3 separate regions of the Homo sapiens genome follow, and regions 1 and 3 are each linked to region 2. The links are chromatin contacts, found by Hi-C or POLR2A ChIA-PET in ENCODE. All regions are on one chromosome and are shown on one strand. Each heading gives the region's core, a stretch centred on a gene start or an enhancer-like site at or near the end of the contact. The rest is flanking DNA. Distances are from core to core; before and after follow the strand shown.

The links. Hi-C counts contacts between places; a loop is a spot of excess contacts on that map. ChIA-PET counts read pairs that join two places held with the same protein, here RNA polymerase II (POLR2A). Pooled maps may share reads with other maps.
Region 1: a loop to region 2 is called in a pooled map, with 2.4 times the contacts of the local background. The contact joins the promoter of LINC01451 here to the promoter of SNAPC4 in region 2. A Hi-C loop is called at or near these places in 1 of 50 pooled maps. POLR2A ChIA-PET finds 5 or more read pairs at or near these places in 2 of 52 experiments (A549 and activated naive CD4-positive, alpha-beta T cell).
Region 3: a map of B cell shows a loop between it and region 2 (22-fold over the local background). The contact joins the enhancer-like site here to the promoter of SNAPC4 in region 2. A Hi-C loop is called at or near these places in 2 of 168 maps with a recorded cell type or tissue (B cell and CD4-positive, alpha-beta memory T cell), 1 of 37 single-sample maps with no recorded cell type and 9 of 50 pooled maps. POLR2A ChIA-PET finds 5 or more read pairs at or near these places in 1 of 52 experiments (naive thymus-derived CD8-positive, alpha-beta T cell).

What each region holds. Positions count from the first base shown.
Region 1 is chr9:136,614,701-136,618,573 of GRCh38, reverse strand. It overlaps LINC01451 (long intergenic non-protein coding RNA 1451), which reads left to right and starts at 1,393. Exons shown (of 3, transcript NR_135288.1): 1 at 1,393-3,873. RefSeq lists a silencer at 2,963-3,257.
Region 2 is chr9:136,398,577-136,402,032 of GRCh38, reverse strand. It overlaps SNAPC4 (small nuclear RNA activating complex polypeptide 4), which reads left to right and starts at 1,863. Exons shown (of 24, transcript NM_003086.4): 1 at 1,863-1,899. ENTR1 (endosome associated trafficking regulator 1) reads left to right here. Exons shown (of 10, transcript NM_001039707.2): 10 at 1-111. RefSeq lists silencers at 1,416-1,465, 1,616-1,825, 1,896-2,025, 2,096-2,205 and enhancers at 714-1,650, 3,380-3,456.
Region 3 is chr9:136,266,166-136,269,868 of GRCh38, reverse strand. It overlaps CCDC187 (coiled-coil domain containing 187), which reads left to right. Exons shown (of 26, transcript NM_001378188.1): 15 at 1,744-1,820; 16 at 2,358-2,485. Among named protein-coding and RNA genes, the nearest start is that of QSOX2, 22 kb to the right of the region's middle. RefSeq lists an enhancer at 2,163-2,232 and silencers at 2,033-2,408, 2,473-2,632. Within about 2 kb of position 2,453, at least 13 of the 41 ENCODE cell types and tissues checked have a DNase peak (open chromatin) inside an H3K27ac peak, as active enhancers do.

The sequences.
Region 1 (3,873 bases), core at 144-2,643, 220 kb before region 2:
GCTGTGCCCCGGGAACCGGCCTCCATGCTGCCTGCACCACCAGCTCCTGCGCCTCGAGGGGCCGCACCCGGCAGAAGTGCCTGGTGTGGGGCCTTCGTCGAGGCAGGTCTTGGCTGGCAGCACCTGCCACAGGCCTGCGCTGGGTTCAGCACGTGCTTCACAAAACAGCAAGTAATGCCTGCACTACAGAGGAAAATTGGCCAGTGCGGAGGTGGGAGGAGAGGAAAAAACAGGGCTGGGCTGGCTGGAGATCCCCGCTGGGGCTGGTGGCCCCCCAGGCCTCCCCCAGGTGGTTCTCACACAGGCAGAGCGGCCGGGCAGGACTTCCCAGCACCTGTGCCTTTCCCCCAGGTGACAGCAGGCCAGACACCACGTGCTGACAGTGACTCTGAGTTTGTGTCGCCTTTTCCTTTAAAAGAATGACCTCTCCTTCAGCCCAAACCCTCTTCCATACACCTCGGCAAGCCCACCTCTTCCCTAGCTTCTCCTAGGCTGGCTGTGGCTGGTGTGGGTGCCCGGCTGACAGCCCCACCTAGGGCCCTCTCATGTCCTTCTGGTTTTGGCTGCTGGGGAGTTTACTGCCCTGGAAGGCAGTTTCCACACTAGCTCTCTGCCAGCCGCTCTCTGCACCTGCCTGGGAGGCCTCCAGGCACGCCCCTGCCCAGCCTCTTCATGTGGGAGTCCCAGGGGCAGCAGCCGCCGGGGCCAGGCCTTCCGGCCAAGCTCAGATGCCTGCTCTTTCCAGAGCCTCCCGATCGCCCCAAGTAGAGGAGCCTACAGAGCTGCCCCCAGCAAGGAGCCTCTTCTCACCCACGATCTCTTTCATTTTGCAGCGGCTCAGGGTGCCGCCATTCTCTCCAACTCACAGGGGAGAGGACAGGACAGAGACACTCACCGGAGGGCACCTGGTCTGGAGGGGCCGCCTCCTTCAGCTCCAACCAGCCCCAGGCCCTGCAAAGCCCCTGAGGGCCAGGCCCACCCGATGCTGCTCGACTCAGTAGCCTGGCCCAGCGTGGCGGCACAGCTTGCAGGAGGCACGAACCTGTTCCCAGCACACGGGCCCCACCACTTCCCGCCATACCGTTTGGGGCTCGCGTCTCCTGTGTGGGTGCTGGTCCCAGACCTGGGGCCTGCCAGTCCCCACACCAGTGCCATCGAACTCCAAGGGCCCTGTCCTCCCCACTCCGCCACACCCCGTGGGCGGCCCACATCTCCTGCACGGCTCTCAGCCCCTCCCCCTGCAGTCCTGAGGGTCTCCCCATAATGGCCCTCTTTGGCACTTCCTAAACCCAAAGAGGCAACAGATCAGAGACAGGCAGGGCTGGCCGAGGCTCCTGCAGGGAAGTGGGCAAGGCCCTCCCTCAGGCCTGTGCCCCCAGCCCCCAATCCCACACCCCCATCACCCCCAGGTCGCCCTGCAGGCACTGTGTGTTTGGACAGCTGGAAGCAGAGCTCGGCCTGTGACCTGCCTGGTCCAGCAACTGGACCTTCTGGAGGTGAGCCTGGGAGTGGCCGAGCAGAGGAAATCACCCCCATGGGGAGGTAGGGGAGGGGTGAGGCCCCCCCCACCAGGTTCTGGAATGTTCCGTGGGCTGGATCCTGGAGAACCCACTTCTCTGGGCTCCAGAAAGGCAAGGGCAATGTTTCTTTGACCTGAGAAAGCAAAGCAGCCCCCCGACATCCTTCCACACACTCATCCCCTCTGGTGGGGAGCCGGGGGGACACATATGAGATGGACAGGGTGGGGGCCCACACCCCAGGCTACTCGGACAGCAGGGGTCAATCCCGACGGGCTGGAGAAACCTCAGGCCCCAAGTGCACCAATGGCCCAGATGGCTGGAGACCTCTTCCTTTGTCTCCTCTGTCTCCAAGATCCAGGAGCCCAGGCTCAGCCTGCGAACCACCTGGCCCTGGCCCTGGAGGGGGATGGGGAGGGTCTGTGACCATCCTGGGGGGTATCTGCGCCCCCTTCTTCTACCTGGGGACAAGGGCGCGAAGTCCCATGCAGCCCCCATGCAGCCTCACGTGCCTGACGATGGGAGCCAGGCCAGCCCCTCACACGGGTGCTCCTGGGCAGCCTCTCTGGTAGCCTGGACGAGTCACCCCAGGGGCACATGCTCCAGGCAGCCCCCTCACCTCAGGGGGCATGGGAGGCGCTGGGGGTCTTCAGCTGGTGATGGGGTGACTGACGAGGATCAGCCCCAACCCCGGGGTCCTCTGGCCGCTGGCAACCGGAGCACTCCCCCAGTTGGAGCTGAACCATGACTCCAGTCCTTCCCAAGAGATGGTGGGGAATCGTCACCATGGCTGGAGTCCCGCAGACTGGGCAGGCCAGACAGGCCCTTGGAGGAGGCTGGTGGGATCCGAGTGGGCAGAGGGGAGACGGAGGAGGGAAAGGCAGCCCCAGCCTGCGGTGGTGCTTGTCCTGGGCGGGAGGGGCCCTGCTGTCACTGACGTGGGAACCACCGAGTCACCGGAGGGGCAGGGGCAGAGGGGTCTCGGTGGAAAGGGGGTCCCCAGAGGCCTTGGGAGACGGGGGAGGTGCCTAGGGCTCTCTGGCCTTGGTCTCTACCAGCTCAACGAGGGCTTTGTTCCAGGGGCCCCTGGGTCCCTCTGCCTCCAACAATCTGGGCTGCGTTTTCTGAGCACCTACTGTGTGCTGGGTGTGGGCGTCCGGGCAGGCACTGACTAAGCCTTGTCCCTCCCCAGAGTCACAGTGAGACACACAGCCACATCCTGTAAATGAAGACCTCGTGGCTCAGAGAGGTCAGGTAACTTCCCCAAAGCCTGTCTGGCCTCCCAGCACCATCCCTAGTCCCAGAGGGGAGGTGGAATGAAGGCAGGGCTAAGGCCAGGCTGCATGGAGGCAGAGGCACCTGCCGGCCTGCAGGACCAAAGGTTCTATTGGAGGCAGTGCCTGGGCAGACAAAGGCCCTCAGATTCACAAGCTGAAGCCCTAGCACCCAGGGCCCCAGTGTGCTACTGTGTTTGGAGACAGGTAAAGGTTGTCAAGGTAAGACAGGGTGGCCCTGATCCAATATGACTGGCGTCCTTGTAAGAAGAGGAGATTGGGACAGACACGCCCCGAGGGATGGCCATGTGAGGGCGCCTCAGGAAGACGGTGTGCAAGAGCGGGAAGCGGGGCCTCGGAAGAGCCAGCCCTTGGATCTCGGGCTTCCAGGAGAATCAGTTCCTGCAGTTGAAGCCACCAGGGTCTGTGCAACTTTGTCACAGCTGCCCGAGCTGACAAATTCACCTGACTTAAGCCCCCCGCCCCACCCGACCACAGTGTCACCCAGATGCTTGGCAGGTGCTGTGGCAGGGGCTGGGTCCCTGCTCGACCTTCGGGTGCCGGGGTGTCCCGTATAAGAGCAGCACAGCCACCGCCACGGCCACTCGCAGTTCCAGGCTCCGGGCAGCATCTGGGACCCCAGTTCCTGTTGTGAGAGGCTCCCCACTGCCATCCCACCCCCTGCAAGGTGCCTCGGAGAGCGGCTGGAGGCTGACGGGTCGAGGCCTGGGTTTTACGGTCCTGCCTGGGTTTCTGTGTGGCCTGGGGCTGCCTACCATCTTTCCCTCTCTGGTCCCCCCTACTCTCATATACCAGGCTGGGTGACTGGGGCCCAGGAGCGGCCCCCCCCTCCTCTGGGCTTCCTGGTGGCACCCCTGGCCTGACAGCCCCTGGGAAGGCCTCCCCTCTCCATCTCGGGGCCCAGCCCGGCCCCACCTGCTGAGCTGCAGCCTCCAAGGCCTCCTTCGCACGCGTGTCAGCTCTGACCTCAGGGCTCCCCACGCGTGTTCCCCTCTAGGAAGGCCCCCCCAGGGGCTCCCCAAAATCCTGTCCTCCCTGAAGCACCTGTTCTTCGTGCTCCT
Region 2 (3,456 bases), core at 614-3,113:
GAGCACTAAATGCTTTTTTGACTATTTTCCTATAGATTTTTTTTAAAACTTTTTTTTCCTCCTGTTCCAATTGATAGCTTTCTTATTTAATAAATTCTGTAGTTCACCGCACTGTCTCTTCTCTGCTGACTTAGCCAGTCCTTGGAGAACGCCGTGGGCTTCCACACCTCACTTGCTCTTGCCCTAACTGGTGCCTTGTGCTGGCAGATTCTCTCCAGGTCCTCAGCCCTTGGGGTTAGGGGCAGACTCAGACCACTGCTGCCTGGGCCTGACCACTGGGACCCACACGTGATGGACGTGTGAGTCACGCAGCTGCACGTTTCAGAGCTGGACAGACTGGATTCTAGCATTGGATCATCTTTTCGGATCATGTGGTTGAATTTTTCAAACAAGGCGTCTGAATTGCTAGACCCCTAGCCTTAGCTACAGGTGAAGGCCAGAGCTTTCCAGCAGTCACTGTGGAGCGGTCCTGCTGCGTAGCCCTATGCGCCTCCTGCTCCTGCTGGTTGGTGAAAGCAGGCTCTGGATTCTGTTGGCAGAGCTGACTTGAGACAGGGTGCTGTGGTTGGGAAGTGCCGGAATGAGGTTCTGAGTGTATAGGCAGCTCTGGGAGCCCTGTAGCAGCAGGATGGGGGCATCTGGGGAGGATGCCTCAGGCCACAGGCCTTCCCTGAGGCCCTTTGGGAGAGACAGCATTTGATGGGGTGGGGGTCACAAAGGCCAGATCGCCAGGCGGGTCCCATCCACCAGATGCGTGTGAAGTGGGGTGGTCCCCTGGCCCTCATGCCAGCAGCTCATGGAGCAGGTGGGGCCCAGGGAAGCGCGGTGGGGATGGGCATGTGGGTTTTGCGCACCCCTCTCTTTTGATGTCTGTGTTTGAAGCGTTTGATAGTAAGAAGTTTAAAAATACAATTTGTGGCGCGGTATTTAGTGCCTGCCTTCTGCCTCCAGATTTCAAGCCCGATGCAGGGACTGAAACGAGGCGCTCGAGGAGCCCCCAGCCGCCTGGTTCCATCCCCTCCATCTGTTTCTTGCCAATCCCTAGCTCCCAGTTTGGCCTCACCTGGGCCTAGCCCTTTGCCACCAAAAGCCCACCTCCTAGGTAGGCAGGGCAAACCCTCTTTATAGTTCTCCAGCTGATGCCCCTAGCTCACCCCAGGCTGGAGTGGAGGCCCCCTCAACTGGCTGGGCCCAGGATGTCTTTGCAGCACCGATACTTAGAAGCTCTCAGGAGCCAGGAACTGTAGGCCCCTGCCCAGCTCCCGGCCGAGTTAGCCCTGGCACGTTCCTGAAGGAATGAATGCCCACTTAGGGGAGGGCCCCGGGGCAGCTCTCCAGGCCAGGAGACCCCAGAGGGTGTGCACAGGTGACCAGGGAAGCGAGTTTGTGTGGTGCGGGCCCCCACCCTCTGGCCTCAGTCTCCTGCACGTGCCTGGAGATCGGCCTGGCCTCGGCGATCCTGAGCATGCAGGGCAGGCTGGGGAAAAAGCCTTTCACGTAGACTTTCTCATCCGTTGCTTAACCAAACCCCAACATGTCCGTTAACAGAGGATGAAACAAGCACAGAGAGGTCCAGCGATGGCCGAAGGTCACAGCCAGTAAGGGCCGGTCTTCCGGATCGTGACCAGGTGGCCGGGTGCCTGTCCCTGTCTGTCCCCTGCCTTGAGGTCCCGCGTCCACCCGCGCCCCTCCAGAGCGCGCGGAGGCGGCCCCCAGGGCGGCCGCGCGAGGGCAGCATCGAGCCGTTCGCCTCTCTAGTCCCGGCAGGCCGCAGCGGCCGTCCCGGCGTGCCCCGCGCCTCAGGAGGCGGGACTTCCGGCGCGCGGCGCTCTTGTTCTGCAGCCGCCGGAAGCGTCGAGTCTGCAGTCGCCCGGGCGACGGCGGGGTCCGCGCGGCCAGGTAAGGTGTGCGCCCAGCAGGTGAGGCGCGGGTGGCGTCGGCAGCTTCAGGGCTCTCCCCGTGGAGGGGGCGCTGTCCCGAGGAGCGGATAGCCGAGGCCCGGGACGGGGGCGGGGCAGCGCCCAAAGTCGGGGAAACTGAGGCCCGGCGTGGCCCCCGTCCGGCCGAGCCTGGGCGCGCGGGGATTCTGGCCCTGGGAGCCCCTCGGCTGGGAGCGGGCTGCGGGCTCCGAGGAGGCTCCGGCGGGGCGGCCCCGGCTGCAGGGCGCCCGCGTGCGTCTCGGGGACTGCGCCGGCGATTCCGCGGTGGCCGAGCCTCGGAGGGGGTTTCCCCAGTTCACGCAGCGAGCAGGAGGCGGAACTGGGCCTGGGCCGGGTCTGTCTCCCAAGCCAGTGCCTAAACGCCCATCGTCCTGGCGCATCCTGGGGTTCCCTGGGCCCAGCCGAGTCTGGGTGGCGTCCCCGCAGCTGGGGCTGGAGGGACCGCCTGCTGCGCTCCGTCTTGGTGGGCAGCCCTCATGACCAGCCCTTGGGAGAGGGGTGCGGGGAGAGGGACAGCCCCTGATGTCAGTGGCTCAGCACGTGTGACTTTGACCTCCTTCCTGCTGATCATTGCTCACCTGAGCGACACGGGGAGGGGGAGGCAGCAGCCTCGTGTGAGGCTTCCAGAGGAAAGCGTCTCCGCCGGCCCGGAGGCGCTGAACCAGCCTGCGGTCGCTGCCAGCTCTGCCTCTGGCCGGCTGTTAACTGAGTTTACAGGTTCACAAGCATTTCGGGCATAAACAAGGGGCTTTGTGAAGGAGTGAGGGGACCTGGGCTGCTGATGCGGCTAACGGTGCTCGCGGGTGGATGCTTTGGTTTTGTTCCAGTTGGGCAGGGCCCCAGTCAGCCTCCAGCAGGGAGAGCCACGCCAAGGACGGGGGAGGGCGTTTCTCTTTGTTGTTGGGTGTTTTGGGCTCCCGGGTCTGTGCTAGTGATTCCTTTAGATTTTCTCTGCTAATGTTTCATTCTCCCACTCTCTCTCTAGCGTCCTTCTCCCTTCAGACTTCCTGGACCACAGTTCCTAAGAAAAAAGCTTGACAAACATTTGTTAGTGTCAGGCACTGCCACGTTCCAGGCGTTGTTCTGGATGTACAGAGAACAGCCAGCCTTCCCTTTGGGAGCTTCCTTCCCAACCATGCTGTTAGTGCCTGCCACCTGGGCAGTCTCAGTGTGTGTCTCTGTGAACGTTTCTCAAATGCCCTCTGTGGTCCGGCTCTGTGTCATGGGAGAGCAGGATGGCCAAAGTGGGTCACGGGCTGTGTCCTTGCCCTGTAGTGACTTTGCCACTGCACCCCACACCTTCTACGCTGGGTGGCCAGTTTCCATGTGGCTTGGTGTGGGAGCAGAGACGGGACAGTGGGGCCTGTCCTTGTTCATCCACTCCCTGCCTGTGCTGGTTGCAGCCTCAGAGCAGGCGGGAGATGTTCTTGGGGCTTAGGCTCCTGGCAGAGCACATAGCAGGAGTTTGTGGGGTCTGAGGTTCCTGTCCCAGGGTTCCCCGATTCTGTGCCTGGCC
Region 3 (3,703 bases), core at 1,204-3,703, 130 kb after region 2:
CATCTTAACATATGCGATAGAGTTACGAAACTTCTAATGTCCTTCTCTGCCAATTCTCACACCCACGTCAAGCCTGGGATACTGTTAATAAATTATCCTGCTCATTACTGGTTGTGTTTTTCTGGTTTCTTTGCATATCTTCTGGGCCCTGTGAATTTTACCTTGCTGAGTGCTAGATATTTTTGTATTCTTGTAAACATTCCTTTTTTTTAATTTTTCCTTTTGAGACAGTCTCACTCTGTTGCCAGGCTGGAGTGCAGTGGCGCAATCTCAGCTCACTGCAACCTCTACCACCCAGGTTCAAGCAATTCCCCTGCCTCAGCCTCCCGAGTACCTGGGACTACAGGCGCCCACCACCACGCCCAGCTAATTTTTTGTATTTTAGTAGAGACGGGGTTTCACCATGTTAGCCAGGATGGTCTCCATCTCCTGACCTCGTGATCCACCCACCTTGGCCTCCCAAAGTGCTGGGATTACAGGCGTGAGCCACCGCACTGGCCCCTATAAACATTCTTAAGCTTTCTTCGGGACTGCAGTTATTTAGAAGTAATTTGGTCCTTTCAGACTTTTCATTAATAGTGTGTTAGGTCGATCTGGATCAGTGCTCAGCCTGGGGCTAATCATTTCCGACAGTCAAGGCAAGAACGTTCTGTGTACACTGCCTGCCCAGTGACCTGGGAGTCCTAAGGTCCTCCAGCCTGACTACTGGAAACAGGCGTCATTACCAGGCTTCCAGTCCCCCGGAACGCTTCTGTCCCAGCATCTGGTAGCTTCTTGACACGCATTCATCCATCAGTTCTCTACTGAATACTCCAGAGGGACACTTGATACATCTCAGAGGTCCTCTCTCTGTGCGACTCTCTCCTCTCTGACACTCTGCCCCCACAAACTCCAGCTGCCTTGGTCCTCCCAGACTCTCTGCTGTCTCCTCTACCCAGGGAGTCCTCCAGCTCAGCCAGCTTCCCCTCCCTCACCATAGCCTGGCAACTCTCTGAGGCAGTAAGCCGTGAGCATCGCAAGTCTCCTCCCCTCCTTTGTTTTCTGTCTCTCAGGGATCACTGTGCTATGTTGCCTCAAGTCCAGTGCCTGGAAAACTGTTATTTCATATGTGTGTGTGAAAAAATATATATATATGTATACACACACATATCTCTATATAAACACACATGTGTGTGTGTATTTACGTGATTTTTTCAGTTGTTGCAGATGGGATGGCAAAGCCAAAATCCAGTCCCTTTTGCTCTGTCTTTGGTGGGAGGGAACGTCCTTAAGGATCGCTTGAAGTACAGGCTCCTTTTTCCATCACTCAGAACAGAAGCATGGCCAGCAGAGGTCGGCAGCAGGTCAGCTACTTCAGCTGGGGATCTGGGATCTGCTGTCACCTGCCAGCTCCTTGGTGCTAGACCCCGACAGCCCTTCTCCCTCTCTGGGCCTCACTCTCCCCTCCTTTAGAAGCCTGTAGACGCAGAGCAGCTGGGCTGTCTCCCTGAGCTTCCTCTACTTTTGGTCTGGTCTTTCCCATGATCAGTAGGGTCACAAACCACAACTTCACATCAAGAGACTGCCTGTCCCTTCCCGCGTGGTCTTGTGGATTCTGCGTGAAGCCCTGTGTGTCCGGGATGGGATGGGGACACTAAACTGCCCTAGACCTCCTACTTTTATGAGGCCCTCCGGTAGAAATGGCCCCTGACACGGGGCACTCAGACCCCCTACATGACCCAACCATGGCGCTTCCTTCCTCAGAGGTGGAGGGCCCTGACGGAGCCCTCTCCCAGCTTCCCCTGGCCAAGTTCTTCCCTCCGGACAACCCCACCCACCAGGTACGTGGAGAGGTCCCCTGGGGGAGAGGCACAATTTCAGGACCCAGCACGGCCCTGGTAGTGGGCCCCGGACCCAACTGTCCTTCCACTAAGAAGGGCCAAGGCAGGTCCTGGGTTGGGAGGTTCTTCCGGCGATCGCGTCACCCGCTCTTCCAGCTGACAGCTACCCAAGCCCGTTCCTCCCGCCCTGGGTGACAGAGGGGGGCAGGCATTTCAACATGGTGCTTTGGGCAGGGTTAGCCCCCGCCCAGGTTGTATATTTTAGGGCAGGTGGCCTGGGCTTCCTGGATCAGGGCTGGTGGTGAGGCCGAGATGCTAAAGATCCTGCCTGCCCCGCCAGCTCACAGTCGGGGAAGCGAGGGCGGCATAGGGGGATGGGAGGGGCGGGCAGTCCGAGAGGGCTTCTCGGAGGCGGTGGCCTGTGCTGGGAGCGGTCTAGAAGCTAGGCGGTGACGCGGCCCACCCTACTGGAGCCCCGCGAGGCCCGGAAGCACCGAACCCAGAGCTTTAGGGGCCTTGGGCCGCTTCAAGCTGCAGATGCTGGAGCGGAGCCTGCGGGAGGAGGAGCTGCGAGCACAGCACCAGGCCGCGCTGCTGCGCCTGCGAGAGATGGCGCTCCAGGAGAAAACGCTCGCGGAGCTGGCCTGGCTGGAGCATCGACGAGGGTGAGCGCATGCGCCTGGCGCCGGCCCCGCCCCGCCGTAGCCCCGCCCTGCTGTAGCCCCGCCCTGCTGTAGCCCCGCCCCCTCCCTGCCCCGTCCGGGTCCCGCCCGTGGCCCCGACAGCGTTTTGAGAAACAAGAGGTACTGGTCCAAACAGTAATAGGTGTTTGCTGAAACTTACATAAGGCAGTAAAGTACTCAATACACAAATAAAAAAATACCCCCATCGTTCCAAAGGTGACCTCTGAGATCATCTTTGTGCATACTTTGTTTTTTTGTTTTGTTTTGTTTTGTTTTGAGACAGAGTTTCGCTCTTGTTGCTCAGGCTGGAGTGTAGAGGCGCGTGGCGCGATCTAGGCTCACTGCAACCTCCGCCTCCCAGGTTCAAGGGATTCTCCTGCCTCAGTCTCCCGAGTAGCTGGGACTACAGGTGTGCGCCACCACGCCCAGCTAATTTTGTATTTTTAGTAGAGATGGGGTTTCTCCATGTTGGTCAGGCTGGTCTCGAACTCCCTACCTCAGTTGATCCGCCAGCCACGGCCTCTCAAAGTGCTGGGATTACAGGCGAGAGCCACCACGCCCAGTGCGGATACTCTGTTTTGGGGAGAAACACACATGGCTATTTCAACTTGCAAATGGGCAGTACGTGCTGTTTTGTAACTTGCGTTTTCAATTTATATGTCAGGAAAACCTTTCTGTGTAGCTACATAACCGCTATAACACACAGGGCGCACCGGCGTAGAGACAGGGCTGTAACTCCCTTCGCTTGTCCCGGATCTCCGGGCCTCTAGGTTGTCTCCAACGTTTTGCCATTATTAATGAAGATAGAGAGATCATTTCCTTAAGGTAAAACCTTAGAAATGGAATGACCGGGTCAGTGAGAATGCATCTGGAAGCCGCTTGATACTGCCACATTGGTCTCCAGAAAGGTGATTCCAGTTAACATCCTCACCCGGTGTCTGAGCGGGCCAGACTGAGGGTGTTTATTCCATGATGGGTGGGGGGTGGATGTGGGTGACCCCCACCTCCCTCCCCAGAGGACCCACTGGCCTGGGCTGGGCCTTCAGGGTGGCAGGGGCGGCTCTCGGCTAGCCTTTGTCTCTTTAGACCCAAAAGTCCAAAAGTGGCTGTGAGGGGTGGAAGAGTGACAGCCCGGGTTGGGCCATCTGGCCACCCCAAGGCTTCCAAGCCTGTCCACGCATGGCTGCGTCCTCCCTGGTG